2 separate regions of the Homo sapiens genome follow, and region 1 is linked to region 2. A link is an interaction called in ENCODE POLR2A ChIA-PET data of the cell type or tissue named here. Cell type or tissue: A673. All regions are shown on one strand. Links, peaks and the distances in the headings refer to the core of each region. The heading gives the core; the rest is flanking DNA.

Region 1 (8,054 bases), core at 1,843-5,842, 230 kb before region 2:
ACAAATACACTTCCATGTGATTAGTTTGGAGAAGTTAAGAACATCATTCAGATACAAATTGTCTGGTTTCCCTCTTAATACTCCTAGAAGGATGAGTTGCTTCCATTTTATAAATGAGTAGAGACCCAAGAACTCTGATGGGTTTAAATCTGCATTAGAGGTAAGATGACTTAGACTTCCTAATCTGTAGACATGTAGGTTCATACTTATTCCTAGGGAGTCAAGCTCTCTGCTTAACACATAGACATCAATGGTTTCTTGGAAGTTTTTATTCACCTTGAAATTACTCCTTCCAATAACTCAAAGAGCTTGGAAAAGCCCATGGTTTTGCCTTTTTAATTTTATTCTGTGGATTATGTTATCCACTCCAGGTGCCCCCTTATTTTTGCCCTCTATTTTTTCATTGATTTTTAAAATTAAAATATAACGAGATAGATTCCCATCTCAACTATCCAGCAGGTTGTATGAATAATTCTATTACCTGTCAAATGAGACCAGCTGCTCCTCTCTTTGCCTCTCTTCTGCCTAGAAAGTAGATGGTATTATTGCTGCTGTCATCCAGAAACACATCACAGACACACAAAACAAGGGCTTCCTTAGCACAGTATAAAGAAGCAACATCCTTTGACACCCACAGAATCTGTAAGATTACATAGGACTCTGGCAATCTGTCTCAACTAAGAAGTGGGTGTAAAGTGGTTGAAGAAAATCTGCATTCCAGTTTGAGTCCTGAACAGAAACCATACTGAACAGGGTGGAGAATAATATGCGTAGGAGAAAGGGCTAAAAATAAAAATAACAACAATAAAATATTTTAAAATTTAGGGGGAGGTAGATAAACTTGCAAGAATACAAAATTTCAGAACATGTAAAAATTTTTTAAATGGACATAGCACAGTAGGCACTAAAGCAGATTCACTTCAAAAATCAGTCTAATGTAAATGGTGTTACCTTTTTTTCTCCTAAGGTTTTTTTGATTTTTACTGATGTGTGGTCAAAAGTATATGAGATCTGGCCGGGCGCAGTGGCTCACGCCTGTAATCCCAGCACTTTGGGAGGCTGAGGTGGGCAGATCACAAGGTCAGGAGTTCAAGACCAGCCTGGCCAATATGGTGAAACCCCGTCTCTACTAAAAATACAAAAAAAATTAGCTGGACGTGGTGGCGGGCACCTGTAGTCCCAGCTACTCAGGAGGCTAAGGTAGGAGAATTGAATCAGGGAGGCGGAGGCTGCAGTAAGCTGAGATTGCGCCACTGCACTCCAGCCTGGACAACAGAGCAAGACTCCATCTCAAAAAAAAAAAAAAAAAAGAGTATATGAGATCTTTGAGAACGTTGCTAATCAATCTATTATCAATATATATTAAACTCTGGAGAGATGGGATTTGGCATAAACACACATAAACTAACCTTTCTTTTCTTTTCTTTTTTTTTTTTTGAGATGGAATCTTACTCTGGTCCCGAGGCTGGATCGAGTGGCACGATCTCGGCTGCACTACCACCTCTGCCTCCCAGGTTCAAGCGATTCTTCTGCCTCAGCCTCCTGAGTAGCTGGGACTACAGGTGCACGCCACCACGCCCAGCTAATTTTTGTATTTTTAGTAGAGACGGGGTTTCACCATATTGGCCAGGCTGCTCTCAAACTCCTGACCTCGTGATCCGCCTGCCTCGGCCTCCCAAAGTGTTGGGATTACAGGCGTGAGCCACAGCGCCCAGCCCACTAACCTTTATTTTCAAGAAGGCTGCTTCAAATCGTGGCAGATTTTGATTTAACAGAACTTATTGGGAACTATTATTCTGTATATTATTTTGTTTAATTCTTACAATAACTCTGATTTATCATAGTCTCCTCTTTGGCATATAATAACGTTTTTGAAAAATAGTCTTTCCAATGGTAATTTATCTAATACTATTGAATTAAGAAAGTTAGGCAAGCATATAGTGCTACTTTAAAAGAGAATTCACCAGGATTTTTGGCATTTGGTGAAAGACTAGCAATCGAATCTTTCAGGTGTTACTGTTTGATGAGGAAAAAGTATGCTTTATAATCAAGCTGTAAGAATAAATATCATTATTATTAAAAAATCAGTCTAATGGATGTATTACTTTTATAATTTAAAAACAGGCTGGGTGCGGTGGCTCATGCCTGTAATCCCAATCCCAGCACTTTGAGAGGCCGAGGTGGGCAGATCACTTTGAGGTCAGGAGTTTGTGACCAGCCTGGCCAACATGGTGAAACCCCGTCTCTACTAAAATACAAAAATTAGCCAGGCATGGTGGTGGGTGCCTGTAATCCCAGCTACTCGAGAGGCTAAGGCAGGAGAATTGCTTGAACCTAGAAGGCAGAGGTTGCAGTGAGCCAAGATCGTGCCACTGCACTACAGCCTGAGTGACAGAGTGAGACTCCCTCTCAGAATAAATAAATAAATAAATAAATAAATAAATAAATAAATAAATAAAAAACAAAGCAAAAATGGTAAAAATCAATGTATTTTCATTTTTAAAAAGCTTACCCTTTTTATAATAGCAATACAGGACAAGCAAAATGAAAAGAATTTCAAATTTCTATCCACTCAGAGGAACACTGTGGGTTTTTGGTTTGTTTTTTTCTTTTTACTTTATCTTTTTCCCCAGATCAAGAAATAACATTGCCAGAGTCCTAAAAGCCTACTCATGTGCCCTTCTCCAATCACAACTCCATCCCTCCCTTTTAAAGTATCTATTATCTTGACTTTGTGAAAATCATTTTCTTGCATTTTAAGAATAGTGAGCTATATTCTTATTCAATATCATTTTGCCTGTTTTTGAACTTTACATAAATGGAATTATACTGTTTATATTCTTTAGTGCTTTTTTTGAATCATTCCAGATTATGCCAGATCCATCTCTGATACTGAATGTAACTGTGGTTCAATCATTTTCTTTGCTGTATGATATTATAGTATATGAACATAACACAATTTATCCATTCTACAGTTGACAGACATCTGGATGTTTCCAATTTTTGACTACTACAAACAATGCTGCTATGCACATTCTTGTACATACATCCTGGTATAACACATACAGGTTTCTCTAGGGTAGAATTGCTGGATCACAAGGTCTGCATGTGTTCTGAAGATACAGCCAAAATGTTTTCCAAAGTAGTTGTTCTAACTTATACCACCGGCCAGATAAAAAAGTTCCTGTTGCATCATATCCATAATGACAACTCCCAGTGTTCACAGAATTTTAAACTTCTGCCCTCCTGGTGGGCATGAAATAGTATTTCATTGTTATTTTAATCTGTAATTTCACCATTACTAAAGAAGCTGAGTACCTTTTCATTTGTTTGACCATTACTCAAAATAATACTAACGTGTTTATTTGCTCCATGAGTGTAAATATCAACAGGACGGAGCAAAAGCAATGGTGGGGGACTGGTGGCGGGGAAGTGGGGATGGTTAATGGGCACAAAAAATAGGAAGAATGAATAGGACCTAGTATTTGATAGCACAAATGGGTGACTATCGTCAATAATAATTTAATTATATATTCAAAAATAACTAAAAGAGTATAATTGAATTGTCTGTAACATAAAGGATAAATGCTTGAGGGGATAGACACCCCATTTACCATGGTGTAATTATTACACATTACATGACTATATGAAAGTATCTCATGTACCTCATAAATATATACACCTACCATGTGCCCACAAAAATTAAAAATTAAAAAAAGGCAATGGTAGTGATATGGTTTGGCTCTATGTCCCCACTCAAATCTCGTCTCGAATTGTAATCCCAACGTGCGAAGGGAGGGACCTGGTGGGAAGTGATTGGATCATGGGGGTGTTAGTGTTCACGTGTTAGTGAGGGAGTTCTCATGAGATCCGGTTGTTTGGTAAGTGTCTGGTATTTCCCCTGCACTCTCTTTCTCTTTCTCCTGCCACCATGTAAGACATGCCTTGCCTCCCCTTAGCTTTCTACCATGGTTGTAAGTTTCCTGAGGCCTATCCAGCCACGCAGAACTGTGAGTCAATTAAACCTCTTTTATTTATAAAGTATCCAGTCTCAGGTAGTATCTTTATAGCAGTGTGAAAATGGACTAATACAGATAGATAAAATGGCTGAAGGCAGTGGCACCGAATTGCACTAGTATTATTGTATTCTTCATCACCACACACTCACCGTATTTTAAAAGCCAATGTATTCTTGAAGCCATACAAATTATTAATTAAACCTTGACCCCTCAATACATATCTTTCTACTATTCTGTATTGTGAAATGGGAAGTGCACATAAAGTACTTCTGCTGCATAAAGAAATACAATGTCTGTCTCTAGGAAAAGCACTTGTGTAATGGAACTGCAGGCTGAACTAGCCACTTTTTTTAGGGAATACCATTTTTACTTATTCAATATAGTTTTATAAGAACTTACTAAAAACTTATTTAAAAGCTTTAAAACTTTCATAAACGTATACATATAAACTTTTCAGATGGGTATTTGGCAGACAACTTGTTGAAAAGAAGTATGAGCCTGTCACTTCAAGGAAAACAACAGAGGGTGTTTGTTGCCAATGACAAAAATGTAGCTTTCAAGTAAAAATAAAAATAAAATTTCGGAAGACTTGTATCTACCATTGTAAGAGTTTCCCAATATTTAAATACTTTTCTGGTGAAACTGATGGAAATATGTATTTTTTTATATTGTAAAATGAAATGTATCGACATTTGGAAGAGCTGCATAACTCAGGGAACCAATACTATCCAAATGATAAATACATGATGCTATAAAAATCATGCATGGATAAAAGATCCAATCAAAGTATAATATAGACCAACAGATGTTAATGTAACAGAGTATGAAGTCATTATAATGGTTTTAGATTGTACAATGCAACTAACTTTTGTCAAGTTTTGATGTAGTATCAAAGAAGAGTATCAACAAGGTTATAAAAATATTCCTTTTCCAATTGTATATTTCTGCTAGCTTGGATTTTCTTCAGATACTTCAACCAGAACAATCTATCATAATAGACTGAATACAGAAGCAGATATAATCCTAGACGAAAAAAGCTGAGAGAGTTCATCACCACTACACCTGCCTCACAAGAAGTGCTAAAGGGAGTTCTTCAAGCTGAATGAAAAGCATAATAATTAGTAACATGAAAACATATGAAAGTATAACATTCACTGGTAAAAGTAAGTAAATAGTCAAATTCAGAATATTCTAATACTGTAATGGTGTTATATAAATCATTTACATCTTTAGTATGGAGGTTAAAAAACAAAAGCAGCTATGAAAATCTAGCTGCCTTCTGGTAAGCCAGACATTAAAATAAAAAAAATTTGCAAAAATGAAAATAATGCTACTCTGCCCACTAATTTTTTTTCTTGGAAACACAATTTTTTAAAATGAAAAATCTAATTTAATTCCTTCTTTCCCCATGTGCATAAAAAATCTAATTTATATTCATGTTAATATGTAATAAGTGTATTATTTGTAAATGAATAAACAAACATCTAAAATTTTTCTCAGTTTTAATTTCTAATACAGTATACATCAATAGATATGACTCATATAAACAAAACTTCTTTGGGGTCTGATATGGTTTGGCTCTGTGTCCCCACCCAAATCTCACCTTGAATTGTAATAATCCCCACGTGTCAAGGGCGAGACCAGATGGACAAAACTGAAGCATGGGGACAGTTTTCCCCTTGTTGTTCTCGTGATAGTGACTGAGTTCTCACAACATCTGATGGTTTTATAAGGGGCTTTCCCCTTCTCTCCGCACTCATTCTCTCTCCTGCGGTCCTGTGAAGAGGTGTCTTCTACCATGACTGTAAGTTTCCTGAGGCCTCCCAGACATGTGGAAATGTGAGTCAACAAAACCCCTTTCCTATATAAATTAAATACTTCAATATAAATTAAAGTAAATTACCCAGTCTCTGGCAGTTCTTTCTTCCTTTTTTTTTTTTTGAGATGGAGTCTCACTCTGTTGCCCAGGCTGGAGTGCAGCGGTGCGGTCTCAGCTCATGGCAATCTCCGCCTCCCGGGTTGAAGCGAGTCTCCTGCCTCAGCGTCCTGAGTAGCTGGGATTATAGGCACCTGCCACCATGCCCGGCTAATTTTTTATATTTTTAGTAGCGATGGGGTTTCACCATGTTGGCCAGGCTGGTCTTGAACTCCTGACCCTGTGATCTGCCCGCCTCAGCCTCCCAAAGTGCTGGGATTACAGGCGTGAGCCACCACGCCCAGCTTCGGGCAGTTCTTTATAGCAGAGTGAGAACAGACTAATACAGGTCCTTAGTAATTTTTTTTTTTTTTAAGATTCAAGAAGATAACTTAATGATATTTTTTTTTGAGACGGAATTTCACTCTTTTTGCCCAGGCTGGAGTGCAATGGTGCAATCTCGGCTCACTGCAACCTCCACCTCCCAGGTTCAAGTGATTCTCCTGCCTCAGCCTCCCAAGTAGCTGGGATTACAGGCATGCGCCACCATGCGCGGCTAATTTTGTATTTTTTAATAGAGACAGGGTTTCTCCATGTTGGCCAGGCTGGTCTTGAACTCCTGACCTCAGGTGATCCACCCGCCTCGGCCTCCCAAAGTGCTGGGATTACAGGCATGAGCCACTGCGCCCGGCCACAGAATTTAATGATTTTTAAGAGTGTAATGGGTTCCTGAGATTAAAAAGTTTGACAACTTTTGTTCTATTGAGTTGTATCTTTCTTTTTCATATTGATTCATGGGAATTCTGGGGTTTTTTTTGTTTTGTTTTTTGTTTTTTGAGATACAATCTTGTTGTGTCGCCCAGGCTGGAGCACAGGGGCACAATCTCAGCTCACTGCAACCTCTGTCTCCCTGGTTCAAGCGATTCTCCTGCCTCAGCCTCCAGAGTAGCTGGGATTACAGGCACGCGCTACCACGCCCAGCTAATTTTGTATTTTTAGTAGAGACAGGGTTTCACCATGTTGGCCAGGCTGGTCTTGAACTCCTGACCTCGTGATCTGCCCACCTTGGCCTCCCAAAGTGCTGGGATTACAGGTGTGAGCCACCACGCCTGGCCGAATTCTTTATATATTCTAAATGCTAGTCCTTTGCTATTAAATATATATAGCAATGTCTTCTCCCTGTGACTAGTCTTTTCACATCTTTACCACTTTTTTTGTTCTTCATTTCTTTCTGCTTTTCAGACTTTCCATCTGAGATCACTTTCCTTCCATCTGAAATACATTATTTAGAATTTCCTTCAATAAGATGTGCTGACAGAAAACTCTCTTTTGATTGAAAATGTCTTTAATTAGCCCTCATTCTGACATATATTTTCACTGGGTTTAGAATCCTAGGTAGGCAGTTATTGTCCTTCATCAACATTCAAGATAGCACTCTACTGGCTTCCACTGTTGTTGAGAAGTCAACTGTCAATCTAACTATTGTATCTTTGAAGGTATTCTAATGTTTCTCTAGCTATCTTTATGATTTTTCTCTTTGTCTCTGGTCTGAAGTTTGTCTTTGATGTATCTAGATTAGAGATTTTATTTATCCTGCTTGGGATTTGTTAGGCTTCTTGAAACTGCAGGCTAGTGTTTTTAATCAGTTCTAGAATATTATCACTCATTATTTCTTCAAATATCACCTCTGTTCTATGTTTGCCCTATTCTCACTCTATAACTCCAGTTAAAACTACGTTAGATCTTTTCTCTCCATTCTCCATTTTTCATAATCTTTCTTCCGTATTTAACCTCTTAACCCCCTATGCTACATGCTGGATAATATATTCTAACCAATTTTTTAGTTAAACCACCCATCCACTAAGTTTTTAAATTTCTATATTATATCTTTCCATTTTAGAAATTCTTTTGACACTTTTTCAAATCTTTGTGTAGTTTCCTGCAGAGGTTTTCAGCCTTTTATGTCTTTAAACACAATAAGTATAGTTGTCTTATAATTCTAATATAAAAAGTCTTTGTAGGTATATTTCACTTCATTGTTGTTTCTACTAATTCTTGTTCAGAGTAATTTGTTTCTTTGCACACATGGTTATTTTTAGTGACTGGTACTTACTGCCCTA
Region 2 (8,054 bases), core at 1,409-5,408:
TAAGGCTGTGGTCTAGATATGAGAAAGTGAGTGAGCTAAAGTCACACAGATACGGATCCAGAGAAGGCAAAGCTTTAGTCCAAAGCCAGAACCCACAAGACCTAGAACACCAGCCTGGGCAACGTAGTGAGGCCCTGTCTCTACAAAAACGTTAAAAAGTTAGTTGGGCATGGTAGCATGTAGTCCCAGCTATGCAAGAGGCTGAGGTGGGAAGATTGAGCCCAGAAGATTGAGGCTGCAGTGAGCTGTGATTATACCGCTGCACTCTAGCCTGAGTGACAAAGCCAGACACTGTCTTAAAAAAAAAAAAAAAAAAGATTTAGAACAGGACTATCCAGTAGACACATAATAGAAGCCATATATGTGTCCGGGTGTGGTGGCTCACGCCTGTAATCCCAGCACTTTGGGAGGCCGAGGCAGGTGAATCACAAGGTCAGGAGTTCAAGACCAGCCTGGCCAACATAGTAAAACCCCGTCTCTACTAAAAATACAAAAAATTAGCTGGGCATGGTGGCAGGCACCTATAATCCCAGCTACTCGGGAGTCTGAGGCAGGAGAATCTCTTGAACCTGGGAGGTGGAGGTTGCAGTGAGCCGAGATAGCGCCATTTCACTCCAGCCTGTGCGACAGTGTAAGACTCCGTGTCAAAAAAAAAAAAGAGAAGCCACATATGTAATTTAAAATTTTCAAGTAGCCACATTAAACAAAGTAAAAAGACATAAAAGGAAGTAAGTGGAATTAATTTTAACAATTTATCTTTCTTTTTTTTTTTGAGAGGGAGTCTTGCTCTGTTGCCCTCACTGGAGTGCAGTGGCACAATCTCAGCTCACTGCAACCTCCACCTCCCGAGTTGAAGCGATTCTCCTGCCTCAGCCCCCCAAGTAGCTGGGATTACAGGTGCCCACCACCACACCCAGCTAATTTTTGTATTTTTTGTAGAGATGGGGTGTCACCGTGTTGGCCAGGCTGGTCTCGAACTCCTGACCTCAGGTGATCCACCCACCTCGGCCTCCCAAAGTGTGGGATTACAGGCATGAGCCACTGTGCCTGGCCCAACAATTTATCTTATATAACCCAATATATCCAAAGTACTAGCATTTTAATGTATAAGCCTTATAAAAATTATTAATGAGGTATTTTATATTTAAAAAATACATTAAGACTTCAGAATCTGGTGTATATTTTGTACTTACAGCACATTCCAGTTCTGACTAGCCACACTCACATGTGGCTAGTGGCTACCATGTTGGACAGCACAGATTTAGAAACAGGCTTTTCTTTGGGACCAGGGTCCAGAGGAGTTATGAGCCAGAATAATCTGGAACAAGTAGGGTTGTACTCGCCAGAGGTTACACCCTTAGCAGACTTGAACTGGGTGTAGTCTGACTGCCTGGGAGAACATCTGGGCTGTGGGCTGGGGAGTCAGGGGTTCCCTCCCCTGGAGTCTTAACTCCCTGGCCTCAGGTGGAATCTCTGTTGGGGCTCTGGCCTCTCAGGGTATTCAGTATCACCTCTGAGCACTGGCCCCCAGTTCCTGTCCCTTATCCCAGTGTCACCTCAGTCTTGTCTGGCCTGGCAGGTCAGGGGGAGGGGAGCAGGGTGGCAGCTGGACCCTTGAGAGAGCAGGAGCTCCACCCCTCCGAGCCAGCTGCTGCCAGCCTTCCTGGACTGACTCTGTGGAAACAGGGGGCCCAGAGACAGAAATAAACTGCCAGGTTTCCGGGGCGGAGTGGGGGGCCTGCCAGTCTTTGTGCTTCCTTGCTTGGGAGTGGGGGGAGCAGGAAGCAGCTCCAAGCCCTGTCCTAGGCTGTTCCCCCTGTATGCCATCTCCCCTCACCCCCAGATGCCCCTGCCCCCATGGCTCTGAGGCTAGGCTGAGTCTAGAATTTGATGGATTAGTGAAACCTAGGGGCCCATAGTCTGGGACTGACACTTGGGAGCAGAGAGTGGTCCTTAGGACTCTGGTCCCAGCTTGGTGCCCATTTCTAGAATCCTGTCCTGGGGGCCCCTCTAGCTGCCGCACGGCAGGAGCTGAACAGATTCAGAGGGCTGCAGTGGGGCAACCGACCAGGAGCTGAATGATTTGTATTGGATGCCCACGTCTGTCATTCACTGGCCAAAGGCAATTTTCTTTCCTCATTTATGATCCTATCCCCGGGTCTCAGGAGGGATGACTGTGTCCTCCCATCCCTTCCTCTTGGGCCTAAGCTTCCCCATCCGTTGTGGGATTTGGACTGTGAGCTACTGGAGAGGGAGTGAGGGACAGGGACAGAGTAGCCAGGAAGAATGTTGAGGGATGCTGTCTGAAGCTGCTGGCTTTGTGACAGGGGCGCTGTCACCAGTGCAAGGTAGGGTACTGGTCTCTGTGTTCATGTCATGACGGTGGGTGCTGGCGTTGGGGGGTGTGGGCAGGCGGTGAGCACTGGGATGCACTGTATATATGTGTGTGTGTGAGGTGCTAGACTCAGGATGGCCAGTGCCTAGACAGGGCCAGGGTCACGGGTCACCACATGCCCAAAAGCAGCCTCCACTGTTGTAAGGGTGACACTGGTGTGATCCCCCCATGTCCCTACGGGTAGATGGAGGTGGGAATGGCCCCAGTGGAGCTGTTGAGAACAGCCCCTCATGCCTGGAACTGGGACCAGAGCAGAAGGGGTCCCCAGGGACTGCCTGAAAGGGAGGAGGGAAGCAGCAATGCTTGTCCTGCCTGTGTCAGGGTGAACACTGTGTTCAGTGGTTAACGGGTTCTGGAACCAGAGTTTTTCTGACTTTAGGCTCTGACATTGTGTGACCTTTGGTGGGTCACTTAACCTTCGTGAACTTCAGCTTTCTCATTAACAAAAAGGGGATAATATTACCTACTTTATGGAGGCCTTATAATTGAGTTAGCGCATGCTAATAATGCAGGGCAGGTGCCCTGTGTTAGCAGTGACCATTGGGTAGTCGCTAGGCACAAATAGGTGGTCAGTGAAAACGCATTGTTCAGATGTCCGGACGCTTTCCCTGCAGAGGGCCTTTTCAGACCCCTTCGTTTTAATAAGGAAAACGGAGGCCCCCAATTGTGACAGCGTTTTGCCCAAGGAGAGGCACACAGCAAACAAAACCTTTATATGGCACCTACCCTATAAAGCCGGGTAGCTCAACCCCAATTTACAGGTAAGGAAATCGAGGCCTGTGATTGGCCGCCGGTTCACGGTGGCGCTATCCAGTTAGGCCTCAGTCCGCCGCTGCGGAGGGAGCGCCGGGCCGCCAGTGCTCTCTGCAGGAGGGGCGTGCAGGTAGCGGGCGCCCTGGAGCCACTGCCCGAGCCAGGCACGCTATTAATAACCCCGCCACTCAGCCGCGTCCGAGAGCGCAGGTCCGGACCGCTGCCGGGCGCCTCCAGTCCCCGGGCCGGGGCAGAGCCCGAGCCCGACCCGGATCGCGACGGCCCTCCCCTCCCCCCGCCACGTGACCCCGCCCCCCCTCCCATTCAGCGGGCAGCAGAGGGCCCGGCCTGGCGGGCCGGGGGCCAGGAAAAAGCCGAAAACACCGAGGCCGGGCCGCTCCCCTCCCGCTCAAAATAGCCCCCGGTCGGGGCTGCCACGCATTCCGCCGGGCCCGGGGCGCGGGAAGGGGCGGCCGGCTTGGCCCCCGCCCGGCCAGACGTGGCTACCCGGCCGGGTTGGACCGGGTGGGGGCCGAGGGCGGGCCGCGCGGCCGGCCGGCATGTGGCTCTCCTTCGGGGAGCCTTGGCAGCCCGGGCTGCGCGCTGCGCGGGGATGATGGAGAGCTTCTGGAATTTCCTGCAGCTGGAGAGCGCGGCCGGCCGGGGGAGCGAGCTAAGCGCGCAGCTCGGGCAGGGGCGCCTGGCGCCCGACCCTAGGGGGCGCCTCCGCGGCGAGGGTGGTGGGGGGAGACCTCGCCGCCCGGCCCCAGACTGCGGGAGTGGAGAGAGCACCCCTCGCCTCCTCGGCCTCTCTTTTCGGGTCTGGCGGGGGTCCAGTCCCGCCCCTCCCGGCTTGCGCGGCGGAGAAGGGCCAGGTGCAGGCAACGCCCCTCCCCCAGCCGCCTGGTTTCCCTCTCCGCCCGTCACCTCCTCCAGGAGCCAGAAACTCTGTGGCCTCATCTGGGAGGGGGGCGGAGGTGGCAGGGATCAGTGGGCAGCTTAGCCTGCCAGGTAGCCCCAGAGGCGGCGGCGGCGGCGGGAAAACTCGGAGGCGGGCTCTTCGGGCCCTGAGAAGTGCTGGGCCTGCGGACTGGAGCTTCTTGCTCCAGCCAGAGGAATCTGAGGGCTGCTAGGAGGGAGGCAAGGCAGTCTTCTCCCAGCATGCAGCACCCCCGCCCCGCCTCCCAACTGCGGAGCCGATGTGGGGGCAGATGTGCTGGGAAAATCCTGGATAATTTTCCCGACGGCGACAGTAGCTTTCTTTGAGAGCATTTCTGCACCTTGCAGGCCCCAGAGTCCAGAGAAGGGCCCCGGGATGGGAGGGGCTTCATTTTACAAGAGCCCTGAGAATCCAGGAGTAGGTATGTGACCTCTCAGGGCTCACTCTTGGCACTATGGCTTGGGGAAGGAAAGAGGTCTACCCTGCCCTTTGTTGGGCAGGGGAAGGGACGCTTTCCCACAACTTTGTTCCCTTCCAGCACCATTTGGTGCTCTGTAAACTGATGAACCTTTTGGCAACTCAGCAGGCATCTTCCCCATCTGATGGTGGACCCTTCTCCCCCTGCCAGTGGCCCTTGTTCAGTTCTGTTTCCTGCCCCCACCTAGCATACTCTCACCATGGTAAACAAAAGCAGTCGGGATAGGCACGCTTCACCTATGCCACAGTTGCCACTCGCTGGCTGTGTGACCTTGAACAAGTCCTTTTACTCCTGAGTTTCCCTTTCCTCACGTGAAAAACTAGATAACACTAGATAGGCCATGGCCTTGTGGTGGGGCTCAAAGTTACACAACATTTCAATCAGTTAGCATAGCATCTGCACATAGTAAGGGTGGGAAATGAAGGGCACCCGTGTGACATCCAGCCCCATCCTGAGGAATAGAGGTAGCCCCCAAAACATTTGAATTCCCTTCCCCTGCACCAAGCCTGTGAGATTTCACTTCCCAAGGTCTCTGTCACACTAGTCTCCTCACAGTGCTCCTTTTGCCTTCCACTGGGGGTGGGGCGGGGGCTGGCAGAGAGCTCCAGGCTGGCTCCCCAGGGGATGGTCCAGGCAGGCTGTGAGGCTGGTGGAATTCTGCTTTCCTCTTCCTCTCATCTCCTTGCTGACCTTTCACTCCATCACTGCCAGATACCCAGATTCAAATTCAGATGCCTCGGGGTTCCTCCTTAGCCCAGGATGTTGGGCCTGGGCCTGTGTCAACTCCCAACCTCTCCTATCCCCAGTTCTCCCTGTTTCCTGTTTGATTGGCCTTCCATGTCCACTGGGAAAGACCCTGGTGTACTGGAAGGAGCTCAAGGCCCCATTTGTTGTCTGTGTGAACTTGAGCAAATTACCCTACCTCTTGTGAGCCTCAGTTTGCTTTTCTGCAAAATGGAGTTGAAATAAAAACTACCTGGCAGAACACCTCTTTACTCATGCATCGCAGAGGCTTCCTGGCAGAGATCTACGTAAATAATAAAAGGCAGGGATGCCCTGGACCACAGAGGGAACTTGCATTCAAGGCCAGGTATAGGGAACTTTGTAACCTTCCCTTGCCTTTGGTTTGGGGAGACAGCTCTCTGGGGCGCTGGGATAGGAAGTGGAGCAGGAATGAGCATCCACCAGCTCTTTTTGGCAAAGCCTGGATCCCACCAAATTTATGTGGCCCAGATTCCAGGGCTGCGAGGTGCTCATGTCTTTGGATGCACTGTTGGGCAGTTCTCATAAACTCTCTAGGACTACAGATTCCCCTCCCAACTAGTCGGTTCCACCTCCCTCTGCCTCAGAAAAGCCTTTCTGGGCTAACTGTACCCTACTCCCCAGTGTCTTTACCACACATAGAGGGCTCCCACTGGGGAACTATGAAAGAAAAGGGCAACCAGGAGTTCGGCTGTGTGACGTTAGGCAGGCTGCTTCCCCTCTCTGGGCCTTGGTTTCCTTCCTCCTGCATAGCGAAGGAGGTTGGATTAGTGGCTCCCTAAGGCACCTTCTAGCTCTGACAGGCTCCAAGCCTGTGTTGACTGATGTGTCCTAGGAGATAGGCGCACACAGAGAACCAAGTCAGCTCGGAGATTCCTGTCAAGGTATCCCCACCCCACCCCCAGAAGGCTGGAGTGCCTCCCTTCCTGAGACACACCCTTCAGGGATACTGGTGGAGGTTGTGGTGGATGGAGGGGGCTTATCACCCAAGCCAGTGGCACCGCTGCTTCCCTAGGTCTCTGTTGTCTGTGGAGAGGCCTGTGCATAGGAATAAGAGCTTGTGTCAGGCGGGGCTGTGAGACTGTGTGCTTCTAGGGGAAGGGAATGTGTGTGTCAGTGACCAGTCGGCCTCCAGGGAATTGGGGCATGGCGCACAAGACAGCTAGCTCATGGGTTGGTGTCTCCAGAAGAGCGATCGCAGGGGCGGTGTGTTGAGGTGTGTGCAGGACAAGGAGGCTGGCAGTGGGAGGGAGGAAGAAACATCCATGAAGCAGAGAGCCGGGCTTTGGGTCAGGACAGGCTCCTCAGAGAGGCTCCAGCCTCCTGGGGAAGCGGCTGGAGTCAGCACAGTCCCACACTGCGTGGTTTTGCCTGCACCTGGGTTTGTCAGTTGTTTATGGATGTTGAGCTGAGTGGCACTGTTTGGAATTGGAGTTGTCATGTACTGTTGTGGGGGTATCTGTAGGGGTGTTGTCAGGGCCTCTGAACAGTGCATGTGTGGCTGGCTAGGGTACGGACGTGTAGCTGTCCAGAACAGTGTTGTAAGGCAGTAGGCAGCTCCTGGCCGTTTGGGCTGCTATCAGATGTCAGGTTGTACTGGGACCATCCGGTGGTGTTTTCAGGCTGTGAGTGAATCCTGGCCATGTTTTGGGTGCCTCTTCCCTTCTATCTTTGTACAGAGGGGGGCCCCAGGACACCTGGAGGGAGGTCTCCTGTCTTAATCAGTCCCTCCACAGGTAAGCAGGCAGGCAGCCTCAAGCCCCCTCACTCTCAGTAATTTTACCACGGTGCCTAAGTCAGGAACAGGCGTGAATTGACCTTTTAACCCCTTCCCCACCACGGGATTAGACTCTGTTTCCTGTTCAATCTCCTCCAGAACCAATTCCACCCCGTCTGGACCACCCCCCAAAATGGATAAGCAACCCCCTCCATTTCTTTTCTCCCCCACCCCTGTCAGGCCTTGAGTTGGGGGGCTGAAGGCCAGGCTGGTGCAGGGTCTGGCAGGAGCTGAGGGCCCAGGTGGGAGTGATAAATATTGAAGAGGAGGGATTTCGGTGTGGGCTGGAGCAGCTGCAGTGGTTCGAGTGTCACACTATCTCTCCCCAGGTTTACTGACCCATTTCCATTCACGCGGCTGCTGGTTTCCTAGCAACGGCAACAGTCCCCCCAGAACAGGCGGAGTGTGTGTCTGCCATTAGCGACTGCCGCAACTGTGTCAAGGTTACCCCGCTCCCTGCAAACCCACCCCGGCGGGTTTGTTTTCTGCCAGCGCCTGGCACACACCATGCCAGCCTGGGAGGGGGAGGGGAGGGGGCTGGGGGCCAGCCCCAGGGCTTGGGTGAAGTAGGGGGCCGAGGAGGAGCTGCTGTTCCCGGTCCAGTGGGAGCCAACTTGGACTGAGGCCGAAGCAGCCACCCCCCCCTCCTTGGCTGGTGGAATTCCTGAGCCTGAGGGGAGCAGGGGGTGGGGCTGTCCCTCAGCCCTGACCCCCGAGATTCCAGAGCCTGGGGGGAGGGCTGTGGGCCGAGGGGGCCTCCAGGAAGCCTGTCCGGTCTGACCCCACCTGACTTGTTCTGCTCCTGCCCTGGCTTCTTCCTCCTCCTGCTGCAGCTCAGGGTTCTGCTCCGCTCCAGGCTCTTTGTCCCAGCCTGCCTCTGTGCCTGGTCTCCCCCATCAGACTCCCCAGGGCAGGGTTGTATTTCTCCTGTTGGACTAGGGGTTCCTGA

Evidence for each region. ChIA-PET counts read pairs that join two places held together with the same protein. Peaks named below come from ENCODE experiments on the same cell type or tissue, not always from the same donor. Only the 100,000 strongest peaks of a DNase experiment are listed, where the experiment ranks them.
Region 1: POLR2A ChIA-PET joins it to region 2 with 5 read pairs; 2 of 35 experiments call an interaction of 5 or more read pairs at or near these places.

Annotation. Positions count from the first base shown.
Region 1 is chr1:27,802,717-27,810,770 of GRCh38, reverse strand. It overlaps STX12 (syntaxin 12), which reads right to left. Exons shown (of 9, transcript NM_177424.3): 5 at 482-525. Among named protein-coding and RNA genes, the nearest start is that of PPP1R8, 24 kb to the left of the region's middle. RefSeq lists an enhancer at 3,057-3,580. In A673, for the core only: no CTCF peak of the experiment used is centred there; no DNase peak of the experiment used is centred there; H3K27ac peaks cover 422 bases.
Region 2 is chr1:27,571,307-27,579,360 of GRCh38, reverse strand. All of the region lies in intron 3 of AHDC1 (AT-hook DNA binding motif containing 1), which reads left to right. Among named protein-coding and RNA genes, the nearest start is that of AHDC1, 29 kb to the left of the region's middle. RefSeq lists a silencer at 3,309-3,448. In A673, for the core only: a CTCF peak has its summit at 3,864 (motif pointing right); a DNase peak (open chromatin) is centred at 3,790; H3K27ac peaks cover 1,763 bases.